Regions from separate parts of the Mus musculus genome. Here region 2 is linked to region 1. Evidence: chromatin contacts called from ENCODE Hi-C or POLR2A ChIA-PET data. All regions are on one chromosome and are shown on one strand. The core of a region is the stretch at or near the end of the contact, and the rest is flanking DNA. Distances in the headings are between cores, read along the strand shown.

The links. Hi-C counts contacts between places; a loop is a spot of excess contacts on that map. ChIA-PET counts read pairs that join two places held with the same protein, here RNA polymerase II (POLR2A).
Region 2: POLR2A ChIA-PET joins it to region 1 with 12 read pairs in Patski. The contact joins the promoter of Srp68 here to the promoter of Evpl in region 1. A Hi-C loop is called at or near these places in 2 of 37 maps with a recorded cell type or tissue (gastrocnemius and v-Abl transformed pro-B cells). POLR2A ChIA-PET finds 5 or more read pairs at or near these places in 3 of 5 experiments (Patski and embryonic stem cell).

The regions. Positions count from the first base shown.
Region 1 is chr11:116,235,353-116,242,440 of GRCm38, reverse strand. It overlaps Evpl (envoplakin), which reads left to right and starts at 4,350. Exons shown (of 22, transcript NM_025276.3): 1 at 4,350-4,541. The coding sequence starts at 4,444. Gm33250 (a long non-coding RNA gene) reads right to left here. Exons shown (of 8, transcript XR_389161.4): 8 at 4,215-4,294.
Region 2 is chr11:116,270,704-116,277,332 of GRCm38, reverse strand. It overlaps Srp68 (signal recognition particle 68), which reads left to right and starts at 3,116. Exons shown (of 16, transcript NM_146032.3): 1 at 3,116-3,407; 2 at 5,354-5,420. The coding sequence starts at 3,227.

The sequences.
Region 1 (7,088 bases), core at 3,101-5,600:
AACAACTTTATATGACATATTTAATTTACTCTTCCTGGAGGAGGGGTGTGCACATGCTGTGGGTGTGGAGGTCAGAGAACAACTTTCAAGGTTCGTTCTTCCACCGTGGGTTCGTCTCCCGAGTGCTGTGATCAGAGCCTTGGCAGCTCTGGTTAGGTTTTAAACTCTGCTTCCAGTCCCTTGGTGTAGAAGGCCCCAAAGGAAGAGCAGCATCCAGCTTGCCCTCCACACACTTGGGATGCCCCGGTCAGGTGGGCTGTGCCTCCTTTGATGCCTCCGACATTCCATTTTATAGACACACCACCAAAAGAGCCTCCCCCAGGCAGCCATGCGGATGCCTGCAGCCCAATCTTGTGTGTCTCACTGAAGGAAGGAGGCTTCTCTAACTCCCCCACCTAGCTGCACTCTCTAGGCCTGGTCGGTGGATGGCTTCGTTGGGCAGAGAGCACAAAGAAAGAAAGGGCATTCGGGCTGTCCAAGGGTCAGGCGGCGGGTTATGTGCAAACCAAGGGCAATTTCCTGCTTCCAGGGAAAGAGAATTAATTGCCACCATCTGCTCCCAGGGGCCGTGGCCCGCTGAAGGGGCTCCTGAGCTAGGGGAGGCTTGAGGCCTGGCGTGTTTACCAAGTGCTCCCCAGGGGCCTAGCTGGTCTTGTACTTAGCTGTGCTGCATGGTTCTCAGTCTGCTCGGCCCTCCTCAGAGCCCACTATGGATCCACATGAGCTGCCCACCTCAGCCTGGAGTTGCAGATTAGGGACATGAACGCCCTGCCACTGAAGTCACAGGGGAAGAAAGGGACTGGGAAACTCAGCTGCTTCCAAACGCCTGGATCCACAGAGGAGGAAGCAGGGCAAGGGGCAGGGAGGACCAGAAACCATGTCCCACCATGTCCCACCATGTCCCACTATGTCCCACCATGTCCCACCATGTCCCACAGGGCTGTAGGTGGGCCCCTGGGGTCTACCCTGTTCAACTGGTAGGTCAGAGCTAGGCTACTAAGACTAACTAAGTCTCTGGTTGTTTCTTTCTCTGTTTTAGACAGGGTCTTGGCATCCAATTCTGCGTCAGTCCTCTTGCCTCTGCCTCCCAAATGGCGGAATTATAGGAATGCATCACCATTACTGGCTTGTGCCATAGAGTTTTGTTTTGTGACAGCCTCGTGGACTTCAATCATGAAGATGACTTTGAACTTCTGATCCTTCCCTCAGGTTCTGGAATAGCAAGCACGGTCAGCCACCCACCCGTATGTCAGAGAGATGCAGCATGAGCTATGGACACAAGCTTCACCTGTGAGGAGCCACAGAGCTACTTACTTTATTTGTTTGCTTGTTTGTTTATTCATTTGTTTGTTTGGTTTTTGTTTGGTTGGTTTTGGTTTTTGGTTGGTTTTTTTTCTTTCTTTTTTTTTTTTTTTTTTTTTTTTTTTTTTTGGTTTTTCGAGACAGGGTTTCTCTGTGTAGCCCTGGCTGTCCTGGAACTCACTTTGTAGACCAGGCTGGCCTCGAACTCAGAAATCTGCCTGCCTCTGCCTCCTGAGTGCTGGGATTCAAGTTGTGCACCACCACTGCTCGGCCGACTTACTTATTTTAAATTTTATTTTTAAATTCTATGTGAGTGTCTTGCTACATCCTTTCCTGTGCACACCAGGCATGCAAGGCTCAGGGTGGAAGACGGTGTCAGATCCCCTGGAACTAGAGTCACGGAGGGCTGTGAGCCACCACGTGGGTTCTAGGGATTGAACCTGGGTCCTTGGCAAGAACAGCCAGTGCTCTTAACTGCTGAGCCATCTCTCCAGCCCCCTATTTATTTATTTATTTATTTATTTATTTATGCTTATTTATTTCTTTTTAAGACAGGGCCTCCTATTGCTCTGGCTGGTCTCAAACTTAATAAATAGGCAGAGGTGGCCTTGAACTACTGATCTTCCTGCCTCTACCGATCCAGTCTTGAATTGGAAGGATCACAACACTGGGGTTATGCAGCTCTGGATATCGAACCCAGGGCCTCATGAACACTAGGCTGGCCCTCTACCGAATTGTGCTTCATCCCCAATAGTAAAAGCCAAAATAAAAAACCATTTTAAAAGGTGGGGTGTGATGTGGGGAGGATTAATATATTTAACTCAATATATTTAAAGCATCATTGCGACGTATCATTAATGTTGGGAAAGAGCTCGACATTTTGTCCTTTTCCATGGAAAGCCTTTGAGAGACAGTATAAATGTTGAACCTGGAGTATACATCTCACTTTGGTTTAGGCATGTTCAGATGTGGAGCAGCCACAACGAGGCGGATCAGAGCCGGGAGCCTTCCTGCCTGCAGCTGGCCAGCCCTCCGCTGGGAGCTGATTTGATTTCCTCGGACAGTGGACAGTCACACCAGGAGGTCAGCTCTTGTTTTTTTCTTGCAGTGAGTCAATTAGCCCTTGAGCCTGGGAGCTGTGCTCGGCCACCACAGTGCTGGTCTCTGCCTGGAGGGCTTCTGGAAAGGAGTTGGAGCCCTATGGCTCAGACCAGCTGCTGTCTGAGTACCTTCCACCACTCCACCCCACCTCCCACAGCTACTGCCTCCCGGGAAGTGCCCTGTCTCAAAGGTGAAGACAGCTGTGTGGACACCCAGGCTGGGGGGGAAGGTGGTAGTTAGTGCGGACCTCTGGGCTATGCAGTCACTTAAATAGCCCCTTGGGAGGAGAGCTGATTGCAGGCGTGACATTAGTGTTTAGAAGGAAATTGTCACCGGGATTGAAATGGGGGAGGGCTGGGACAAAGGCTGAGTGGTTTGCACCCTTGATGACATCTCACTAATCATTTTGTGCCTGGAGCAGTGGGCATCGTAGGCCACTGTGTTTCCTGTGGCTGTTGGCTCTGCCAGGTCCTCCCTCCGCCTTCTTCGGCTCCCTTTGCTACTAGCAACCTCTTTCAGGAGCTGAAAATGGAATCTTCTCTCTACTTCAGTGGCCATGATCAGTAGCTTCTTGGTGAGATGCAGCCAAAAGACGGCTGGGCCTCTTCTGTTGCACCGAGGCCCTGCTAGAAATAGGAGTTGACTTGGCGTCAGATGTGAGAGACAAGCCACTAAATCTTTTTTTTTTTTAAAGATTTATTTTACTAATATATACAGTACACTGTAGCTGTCTTCAGACACTCCAGAAGAGGGAGTCAGATCTTGTTGCGGATGGTTGTGAGCTACCATGTGGTTGCTGGGATTTGAACTCTGGACCTTCGGAAGAGCAGTCGGGTGCTCTTACCCACTGAGCCATCTCACCAGCCCCCCCCCTTTTTTTTTAAGATTTATTTATATGAGTACACTATAGTTGTTTCCAGACACACCCGAAGAGAGCATCAGATCCCTTTACAGATGGTTGTGAGCCACCATGTGGTTGCTGGGAATTGAACTTAAGACCTTTGGAAGAGCAGTCAGTGCTCTTAACCACTGAGCCATCTCTCCAGCCCCATGCCACTAAATCTTAAGACAATGTGATCATCAGACAGTCTGTCTGACTTGGTAGAAACCACAAGGACTAGTCAGTGGCTTTTCTACCTGGAAACCAGACAAAGTAACAAGCAGGGTACTTGTGGACTTCAGAGACCTGCGGCTCCTCTACAGGGCTGATCAATTCTGGTCGTGACTTGAGAAGGTATGCATTGGGTAGCCTGGCCTCTCAGAAGCTAGTCTGAGTTCCTATCTGAACATGGAGAACCAGCTGGGTGGCACCCGCATTTTAAAAATAGATTTGAGAGCAGTTATGGTGGTTCCCACCTGTAATGACAGCACTTGGGAGGCTGAGGCGGGGAGGTTGGTTGCCAGCTTGGGTTACAGAGCAAAAGCCTCTCTCAAGCTTAAAAGAAAAAAAAAAGATAGCTGTCTGATGTGAATGTCTACTAGCACTCCGTGGGAGACAGAGCAAGGCCCGGGTGGCCCCACCTCTCCACTTCTCCACCTCTCCTGGCAGGCCGAGCTATGGGTGGGGGCCCGGTTGATAGTGGACCTCTGTGCAAGAGCCTTTGAGGTTGGCTAACCCCAGCTCTAGGACCCGCTGAGCCAGGACCTGAACAAGTGCTTGAGTCAGTCTGTCTCGCTATGCTCCAGCCTGGCCACTTCCCCACCTGGGTGTGATCCCCGCTCTCTGGCTGGGCATGTGGGTGTAACAAGTCCAAACCTCCGTGGGAGTCGTACGGGCGCCCCGCCCCTGGGCTGTGCCCTCTCCTCCCAGACTGGTTGTGCAGGAGCTGGCTGCGCACGTCGGGGCGGGCGCTGGGGCATGCGCGGGCCGGGCCTGGCAGAGACACCGCACCTGCAGGGAGGAGCCTCCCAGAAACTGCCTTCCCCGACCGCCGCCCCACCTCCCCAGAGCCCGGCTAGTAGCCAGCGAGGACGCGCGTCGCCTTCCCGCCGCCCTCCTCCCAGGAGAGCCCAGCCTGAGCCGGCACCTGCTTCACCACCATGTTCAAGGGGCTGAGCAAAGGCTCCCAGGGGAAGGGGTCCCCCAAGGGCTCCCCAGCCAAGGGGTCCCCTAAGGGCTCCCCCAACAAGCACAATCGGTGAGTGGGGCCCTGGGTAGCGGTGCTGGGATCAGGGTGGTGCAGGGCCCAGGTATGTTCCAACTACCTGTTGGCGGCAGAGCTCAGTTCTGGCATTTGGTGTCCTTAGGCTAAGGGCCCAAGGGCCTCTCTCCTGCCTGTGGCCCAGGTTGAGCAAGGGATGGATAGCCTGCTGCCACCCACATTCTCCTGCGGATGAGGGATGTTGGGGGGCACAGGGGAAGGGTGCCCTTTCAGAGGTGCGGGACGGGATGGCTGGGACCAGCAGAATCTGGCTCCCTGTTTTGGCACGCAACCCTGATGGTGCACTTGGGTTGGCTAAATCTTGGAGTGAGTGTGGATTCAGGGTGGGCAGGAGTAAGAGGCTCAAGAGAGAGAGGGCTTTCTGAGCTGGAGTACACCCCACCTAAACCACTTTCCCCCCAGGTCCCAACCCTGGGTCTTGTCTGTCTCCTTCAAGAGTCAGGAGGCCTTTCTCATGGGGGTGACAGGAGGTGGTGGTGCCATGCTCTGATCAGTGGCTCTCTGCAGAGAGAACTGACCACGTTCATCCCACTCACTGGCCCCAAGCCCTCTCTAGGAGATGGCAGCCTGCCTGGATTCAGGTGTCGGTCGGGGTGCAGAGGTGTCAAGATAAGAGTGTAGATGAAAGGCAAAGATCCAGGTACCCATTACCTCGACAGTGATCAGGGTGCCAACCCAGAGGCTGGGCATCTGGGCCAACAGGAAAGACAGTGCTTAAGACTCTCACTGCAGTGACCTGTCTCCCTGAGGCACTGCGCCCAGCCCAGGGTGGGGTGCATAGCTCCCAGCAGAAGCATCTCTGTCAGGAGGCCCAACCTGAGGCTGGGCTCTCCCTGGAGTCCCAGAAGCGTCCTGGTCCCAGTCCCAGACTCCTGTAACTTCATTCACACGTCCTGCTGAGGGCTCCTTGTTCCCCTCAGAGGTGTCAACTCCTTGAGCTCTTCTTTATGCCCAGACTGCCCTAGCCTCTGGGAATGCCCTAGCCAGCAAAACACTGGCATCCCTACCTTGAAAGTGCTCGCTTCCGTACAATAAAAATTAACACGTTGCCTTTAATCTCAGCACTCCAGACAGAGGCAGAGACTAGCGGATCTGTGTGTTGGAGGCTAGGCCAGCTAGGGCCACACAGTGAGATTGGGGCCTGGAGAGATGGCTTAATGGCTAAGAGCACTGGCTATTCCAGAGGACCTCTGATCAATTCCCAGCTTCTACATTCATCTTCAGGTCCAGGGAATCCTGTTCTGGTCTCCACAGGCATCAGACGCACACATGATACACAGACATACATTTAGGCAAAACATCCGTACACATAAAAATAAAATGATACATACTGGGTGCTGACTCCAAGGCACTGAGCTGGCTGCTTCCCATGGCTTAATTCTTTAAGTACCTAGGAGACCTTTGTGCTCAGCGCCAGACATGGTGGCACAGGCCAACTTTAATCCTAGCACTCAAGGCTCAGGCAGGCAATCTCTATGAATTTGAGGCTAGCCTGGGCTATATAGTGAGTCTGAGCTAGCCAAGGGTACATAGTGAGAGCCTGTCTCATAGAAGCAGAACAAAACCTGTGCTGAAGATATTAAAGAACCCATGTCCCACACCAGTAATCCAGAACTTGGTAGTCCAGCCTGGACAACACAGTATGTTCCAGGCCAGCCTGGGATATAGAATAAGACTTAGTTGTTGTGGGTTCTTGTTGTTTGGGGGAGGGGAAGAGTATTTTTTATTTTGTTTGTTTGTTTGTTTGTTTGAGACAGGGTTTCTCTGTGTAGAACTCACTCTGTAGACCAGGCTGGCCTCAAACTCACAGAAATGCTCCTGCCTCTGCCTCCCGAGTGCTGGGATAAAAGGCGGGGGCGCCACCACTGCCCTACTGTTGTTTGTCTTTTTAAGGTAAAAAAAAAAAAAATTAAATAAGTAAACCCAAATGTGGTAGCATATGCCTATGGACTCAATACCTCAGAAGGAGGAAGAAGAGGAGGAGGAGGAGGCAGGATGACCGAGCCAGGCCAACCTTGGCTATGTACTGAGTACTCGTAAGAAGGACCAGACCCATCGCGGCCACAGACTTAGTCAGACAATTCTCTTCACTGGCACTCACACTTCCCTGCGGCCCGGAGGGAGTGTGACTCCTGCAGGGTGTTGTGTTCAGGTCTGCCTGATTCACACCCCCAGAGCTCAGGCACACAGTAGGAACTCTGAAAGCTGCAGCCTGATTCACACCCCCAGAGCGCAGGCACACAGTAGGACCTCTGAAAGCTGCATGGGCGAGAAGCTTGGGGGCCGAGCAACAGGCTTCCTCGGGGTCACTAAGTCAGCAGGAGGATACTGGGGCACCCCAACCATCTCTTGGCCTCTCCCTGCCTGGTTCCTCCAGGGAGTCACTAAAATCTCCTTACTGCTGAAGCCCCTTGGGCAAGAAGAGCGGTGGAAGCGGACAAGGCAGGGTTGGGGAGAAGCTGAGGCTGGGGATTTGCCTTTACTCCCTGGCCTCAGGTCAGTTAGCACTTTGCCTCTCCTGAA
Region 2 (6,629 bases), core at 1,867-4,366, 36 kb before region 1:
TTAAGAGCACTGACTGCTCTTCCAGAGGTCCTGAGTTCAATTCCCAGCAACCACATGGTGGTTCACAGCCATCTGTAATGAGATCCGATGCCCTCTTCTGTGTGTCTGAAGACAGTTACAATGTACTCATCACATATATAAAATAAATAAATAAAATCTTTTTTTTAAAAAAAGCATTTGCTTGGTTTTTGGTATGTTTATGGAGTTGGGTGACAATCGTCATACTCACATGTACATGTTATGCTCTTGTTTGTTTTGGGAAAGAAGCCATCCTATTGTGTGCAATGTGATACCCAATGTTTTAAACACTTCTCTCCCCACTTTATGTGCCACCTCCGCATCCTCCAAAATTCACCCCGAGCCTTTGGCAAGTGCTTATCTTTCTAATCTACATATTGTCCCAATCCAGGCATTTCATACACATAGAATCACAAAATATGAGCTCTTTGGCATCTGACTCCTTTCACTGTTTATTACAATGTCTTCAGGGTTCATCCATGCTGTGACATGGTTAGTAGTCTCTTTCTTTTTATGGCCAAGGAATAATAATATCACGAGGTTATGCAGCATCTTTTCCATTTAAATGGGATAGATATTTAAGAGATGTTTGTTTGTTTGTGTGTTTGTTTGTTTTTTGAGACATGTTTTTTTTCTGTGTAGTCCTGGCTGTCCTGGAACTCACTCTATAGACTAGCCTATCTTCAAACTAGAAGATCCATTTGCCTCTGCCTTCTTTTTTTTTTTTTTAAAGATTTATTTTATTATTTTATGTAAATACACTGTAGCTGTCTTCACACACTCCAGAAGAGGGAGTCAGATCTCATTACAGATGGTTGTGAGCCACCATGTGGTTGCTGGGATTTGAACTCTGAACCTTCGGAAGAGCAGTCAGGTGCTCTTACCCACTGAGCCATCTCACCAGCCCTTGCCTCTGCCTTCTGAGGGTTGGGATTGAAGCTATGCCCACCACCGCCCAACTTGCTTCTCATATATATATTATGTATGATTTTGTCAATTTGACATATTTTAAAAGGAACTCTTTTTTTGTTGTTGTTTTGTTTTTTTGTTTTTTCGAGACAGGGTTTCTCTGTGTAGCCCTGGCTGTCCTGGAACTCACTCTGTACACCAGGCTGGCCTCGAACTCAGAGACCCACCTGCCTCTGCCTCCCAAGGGTTGAGATTAAAGGTGTATGCCACCATCGCCCGGCTGAGGGAGCAAGCCAGTAGGTAGTGTTCCTCAGTGGCTTCTGCTTCAGTTCCTGCCTCCAGGTTCTGCCCTGAGCTCCTGTCCTGACTTCTCTCAGAGGTGGATTATTTGTTACCTGAGAGCAGTTAAGATGAAATAAACCCTTTCTTCTCAAATCTGCTCTTGATCATGATGTTTGCCTTAGGTTTCCATTGTTGTGAAGAGACACCGTGGCCAAGGTGACTCTTATAAAGGACAACATTTAGTGAGGAATAGCTTACAGGTTCAGAGGTTTAGTCCATTATCATCATGGTGGGAAGCATGGCAGCACACAGTCTGACATGGGGCTGGAGAAGCCAAGAAGGGACAAGGGGACTGTCTTCCACAGGCAGCTAGGAGGAGGCTCTAATTCCACACTGGGTGTGATTGAGCAAAGAGACCTTAAAGCCCACACCTAATAGTGCCTCTCCTCATGGGCCAAACATTCAAACACATGAGTCTATGGAGGCCAGACCTATTCAAACCACCATGTTTTATCACATCAGCAGAAACTCTAAGACACCATTTATTTGTATTTTTAGCTGCACCCTGGGATTGCAGGCCTCCGTTCCTCTCCCCTCCCCCTTTCCTCATGGCAACTGACTTGGCCTCAGTTCTTGGGGTCTGTGAACTCAGTCAGAGAGCAGCTTCCCAATAAACCACCTTTAGTATAATCTTTGAAAAAAAAAGAGGTGGGGGCTGGAGAGATGGCTCAGTGGTTAAGAGCACTGACTGCTCTTCCAAAGGTCCTGAGTTCAAGTCCCAGCAACCACAGGGTAGCTCACAACCATTTGTTATGAGATCTGTGTGTGAAGACAGCTACAGTGTACTTAGATATAATAATAAATAAATAAAAATCTTTTTTAAAAAGTTTATATAGCAAGTTCTTTTTCCTGCTGGGCCATCTCCATGGCTTATTGTTTAGGTGTGTGTGTGTGCAGGCCCATGCTTCACAGCTCAGTATGTGAGTGTAATTCGGAGGACCACTTTTTGAGGTTAGTTTTTGCCTCCCACCTTCTGAAAGCAGTTTGTCTAATTTTTTGTTTTCAAAAGCCTTAACCTTTATTTTTATTTTGTTTTATGTATATGAACATTCTGTCTACACGTATGTCTGTGTACATGTGTTTTGTAGACTACGAAGCCAGAAGAGGGTTGGATCCCTGGGACTGGAATTCTAGATGGTTTTGAGCCACCATTCTCGTGCTAAAAATTAAACCCAGATCATCTTGATAGAGCAACCAGTGTTCTTAACCACTGAGCCATCTGCCCAGGCCCAGTCTTCCTTGATATTTTTGCTGGAGAACTAGTACTCCACACTAGCTGATCTCTGAACTCCGATGGGGGGAAGGGTTGGAGTCATACATTTTTTTGCAACCTCCTTTAGTAACACAAAAGGGTAGACTGAGTTACGCGGCCAGCTTCTTTTCACCTGCCGTGATTGGCACAAGACTGAGACTCCTGGTGTACTCGCCCGCAAAGATTAATAAAAGTCATACTTGGATGGTCACATGATCTAGAGGAGGCCACGGGTCTCAAGCTCCTATTGGGGACACTGCCTTCTGACCGAGGCCTCTTCGTGTGTGTGTGTGTGTGTGTGTCTGTGTGTGTGTGTGTTTTAAATAAGGTCTAACTGTGCAACCCAGACTGACCTCAACTCGAGGCAATCCTCCAGCCTCAGCCTCCTCGGTATTGGGATTAAAGGCGTACACTACCATTCTCTGGGTGCAAGGATGCATGAGGTGGGCATCTTTCTCGGGTCCTCCTATCCTTGGTAGATTTGAAGCGAGGCTAATCCTTAGAAATGCGGAGACCCAGCAACAGCCACGAATTCAACCCAGGAGGCGCAGGCGCACACCAACACACCACAGAGGCCCAAGACATCCGCGGTCTGCGGCGGAGTCCGTCAGTGTACCATCGGCCCAGCCTGGAAAGTGCCGCTCTCTCTCGCCGCTGGTCGTCTCGCCTGCTCCGTTCCATCGTGCTTTGCGGCTCAGGGGCAAGATGGCTGCTGAGAAGCAGATCCCGGGTGGTGGTAGTGGTGGTGGTGGAAGCGGCAGCGGCGGCGGCGGCGGAGGGAGCGGTGGCGGACGCAGTGCCGGAGGAGACGAGAATAAAGAAAACGAACGCCCTTCAGCCGGATCGAAGGCAAACAAAGAGTTCGGGGACAGCCTGAGTTTGGAGAGTATCCTCGAGCGGTGGCCTAACTCGCAATGACTACGTGTCGCTCGGAGGGCTGGGGGCGGGCGAGGCGGCGGGGGCCAGCACCGGGCTGCGGAGCCGAGGTGCGCCGCTGCCTCCTGCCCTTCACTTTCGGCATTCCCGTGTGCATGGTTTGCCTCTCGTCCTGGCTTTCCGGAGCTTGTTTTTGCAAGGGGTATAGAGATGGTAGGCAGGGTTCCCTCTGTGCCCCTCAGATGTCCAGTTGGAGGGCTGAGCCGGGGTTGACACCCTGCCCACCCCACAGAGCTCCTGGTCGGTACCTTGAGCCACCGGACTGTGGAGGGGAAACTGCAGCCTTGACATTTCAGCGTGGAGCTGTTGTCGGACAGCTGTCGAACCCTGGGTCATAAAACAGCGAGATGCTTTGAAAATGGAGGGAGAGTGCTCTCCAGGAAAGCTGCTGCTTACCTGTTTTGAATAGTAGTTACTTTAGTTTGTTAATATCATGTGTATAGTTTTTTGTTTTTTCAAAAGTAGGTCTGTAAGGCATTTTATCTTGTTGGACTCTTCTCGAAGAACTGTAGGAGTTACTTTTTTTTTTTTTTTTTTGAGTGTCCAAGTCCGCATGGGTATGGGTGTAGGTGTAAGCGCTGGTGCTGTGTCTGCAGGTCACAGGTCAACGTCTTCCTAATTCTCTACCTTTGAGACTGGGTCTCCCTCCAAAAGTGCAGCTCACTACTTGGAATAGACTGTATGGCCAGTGGGCTCCAGGGATCTTTCTGTCTCTTGCCATCCCAGCTGTGGGATTACGTGTGCAAACAACAGTATGGCCTTTTTACGTGGGTTCTGGGGAGATCCCAACATGACCTCATGCTTGCTAACAGCAAGTCCTTTACCAGCTGAGCAGTCTTCCCAACCCTCAGGAAACATTTTCTGGTTTGTATTAGCTTATATATCATTTGTGTGGTTCTAATAGCATGTGGCTTTTTTTTTTTAACGTGTTATTTTAAATACTTTTAAATGTTGCTTTATCTTATTTTATGTGTGTGTTTGCCTGCATGTTTGTGTATCACATGTGTGCCTGGTGCCCACAAAGGCCTGAAGAACATATGGATCTCCAGGAATTAGACTTACAGATGTTTAGTTCCTCCACGTGGGTGCTGGGAGCCGACCTGGATTCCTCCAGAAGAGCAGGAAGTGCTGTTAACCACTGAGCCCTCTCCAGCTGGTTTGTTGGTTTCTGAGACAGAGTTTGGCTGTGTAGCCCAATTTGGCCCTGAGCTGCTTCTCATCGCCCGCCGTCCCCTCTGATGCTGAGATAATAGGCATATACTATTGTTGGAGTCCCTTGTGGCTTTTTGAGATGCATACCAAATGGAGGTGGTTTAGAGGAATTTCTGAAATAAAACATGCACTTTGTGTGTGTGTGTGTGTGTGTGTGTATGTAAATTCTCGTGGATTCGTACTTTGCTTTTTGCTCTGGTATTATTGTTCTTACTACATGTTAGAATGCCCAGGAAAAAGAAAAACTTGGATTTTTTTTTTTAATGGAAATTGGCGTATCTTGGTTGACACTGTGCTGATCATAGATTTTGAGCGTTACAAGATGTAAATTTGGCAAGCACTGGCTGCGGCATATAGCTGTGTAGTTAGAACCTGACATTTATAACTGGAGTCTCCTTGCATGTGAGATCCAGGTGGGTACCTCTGAGGCAGCATTTAGAACAATCTGCTGGGTTTGAGACTCCCTACCAGTACTGCCCTCTAGTTCTGTCTGAAAATAGTAACAGTTGGGACAGTTCATAAAAGTATAAACTTAGCCTTGTCCTTTGATAAAGTGACTATTGGAAAGTTACAAAAGGATCGGAGGCTACCATCCCTGGGCTCCCACAGTTCAGTGTGCCGTTGGGGCAGCGCCTGACCTGCTGTCTTCTCACCCCGGAAGCTTTTCCTTGACCTAGGCTCTAGTTCTGCAGATCATTAAGGAGTCGCAGCAGCAGCATGGCTTACGGCACGGAGACTTCCAGCGGTACAGGTTAGTGTCCTGCACACCGTGCAGTAATTGTGGCATTTTCTAACGTAGCTGCCTTTGTTAAACTCCTGCTCACTCTGCTATCTGGGAAAATGTACCTAGATGGTTCAGCATTATACTGCATTTTCAAAAGGTATGTATTCTAAGTTTAACATTTTATGAGGGCTGGAGAGATGGCTCAGTGTGAAAAGCACCAGAGGACCGGGCAGTGGTGGCACGTGCCTTTGGTCTTAGCACTTGGGAGGCAGAGGCAGGCGGATTTCTGAGTTCAAGGCCAGTCTGGTCTACAGAGTGAGTTCCAGGACAGCCAGGGCTACACAGAGAAACCCAGTCTCGAAAAAAAACCAAAAAAAAAAAAAAAAACCTCCAAAAAAAGCAAGCAAGCACCATCCAGGTGGCTCACAACCACGTGTGGAATTCCAGTCTCAGAGAGCTGAAAGCTCTCATCTGGCCCCTGCCTGCACTCCATGTATGTAGTGTACAGACATACATTCAGTCAAACACTCACACACATAAAGAATAAAAATAATTTCTTCATGGTGTGAGTGCTTGCTGAGGTCTGTTTGTCTTTGATTAAGGAGCCAGGGATATTCTCCCTGTAAGGTCACTCTCCTCTAAGTATTTTATAAGAAGGAACTCTGAAATCCCGTGAATGTGCATTCTTGTTAGGCTCTTAGTATATTCATGTACATTGTGTAGTGTCCAGTTGATTTTATGACATCAGCTAATATTATTTTGATGCTTAAATTGACTCAGGCTTGGTCTGCAGAAACCCTTTCAGGTGGCCTCTTTGACACAACTGACCCCAGTCTCCCCTTACTTAGCTAGGTATCCTGCAGTCACTTTTTTCATATACTAGAATGCGAATGTGCCCTTTTCAAATGCAACTTTATTTTTCTGGGGATAGAGCCCAGGTCATTGGGGTTGGAAGAACTTTACTGCTGAGCTACATCCCACCTCCGGGCGGGCGCATCTGCTTTAGATCCGGTGTCTGGGTTAGGTGTTCTGACTCGCATCTGCGCTGTCCACGCTGGCCTCCAGCTTGCTCTCATTGACTGCCAAGAGCTCGGTTTACTGGTGGGCACCTGGCTCATGTTTCATTGTTTGGCTTTTTGAGAGAGTCTTACTATATAATTCTGGCTGGCTTCTGAATTGCTACGTAGCCCAGGCTAGCCTTAAGTTAGGATCTGTTTAAGCCTTAAGTTAGGATCT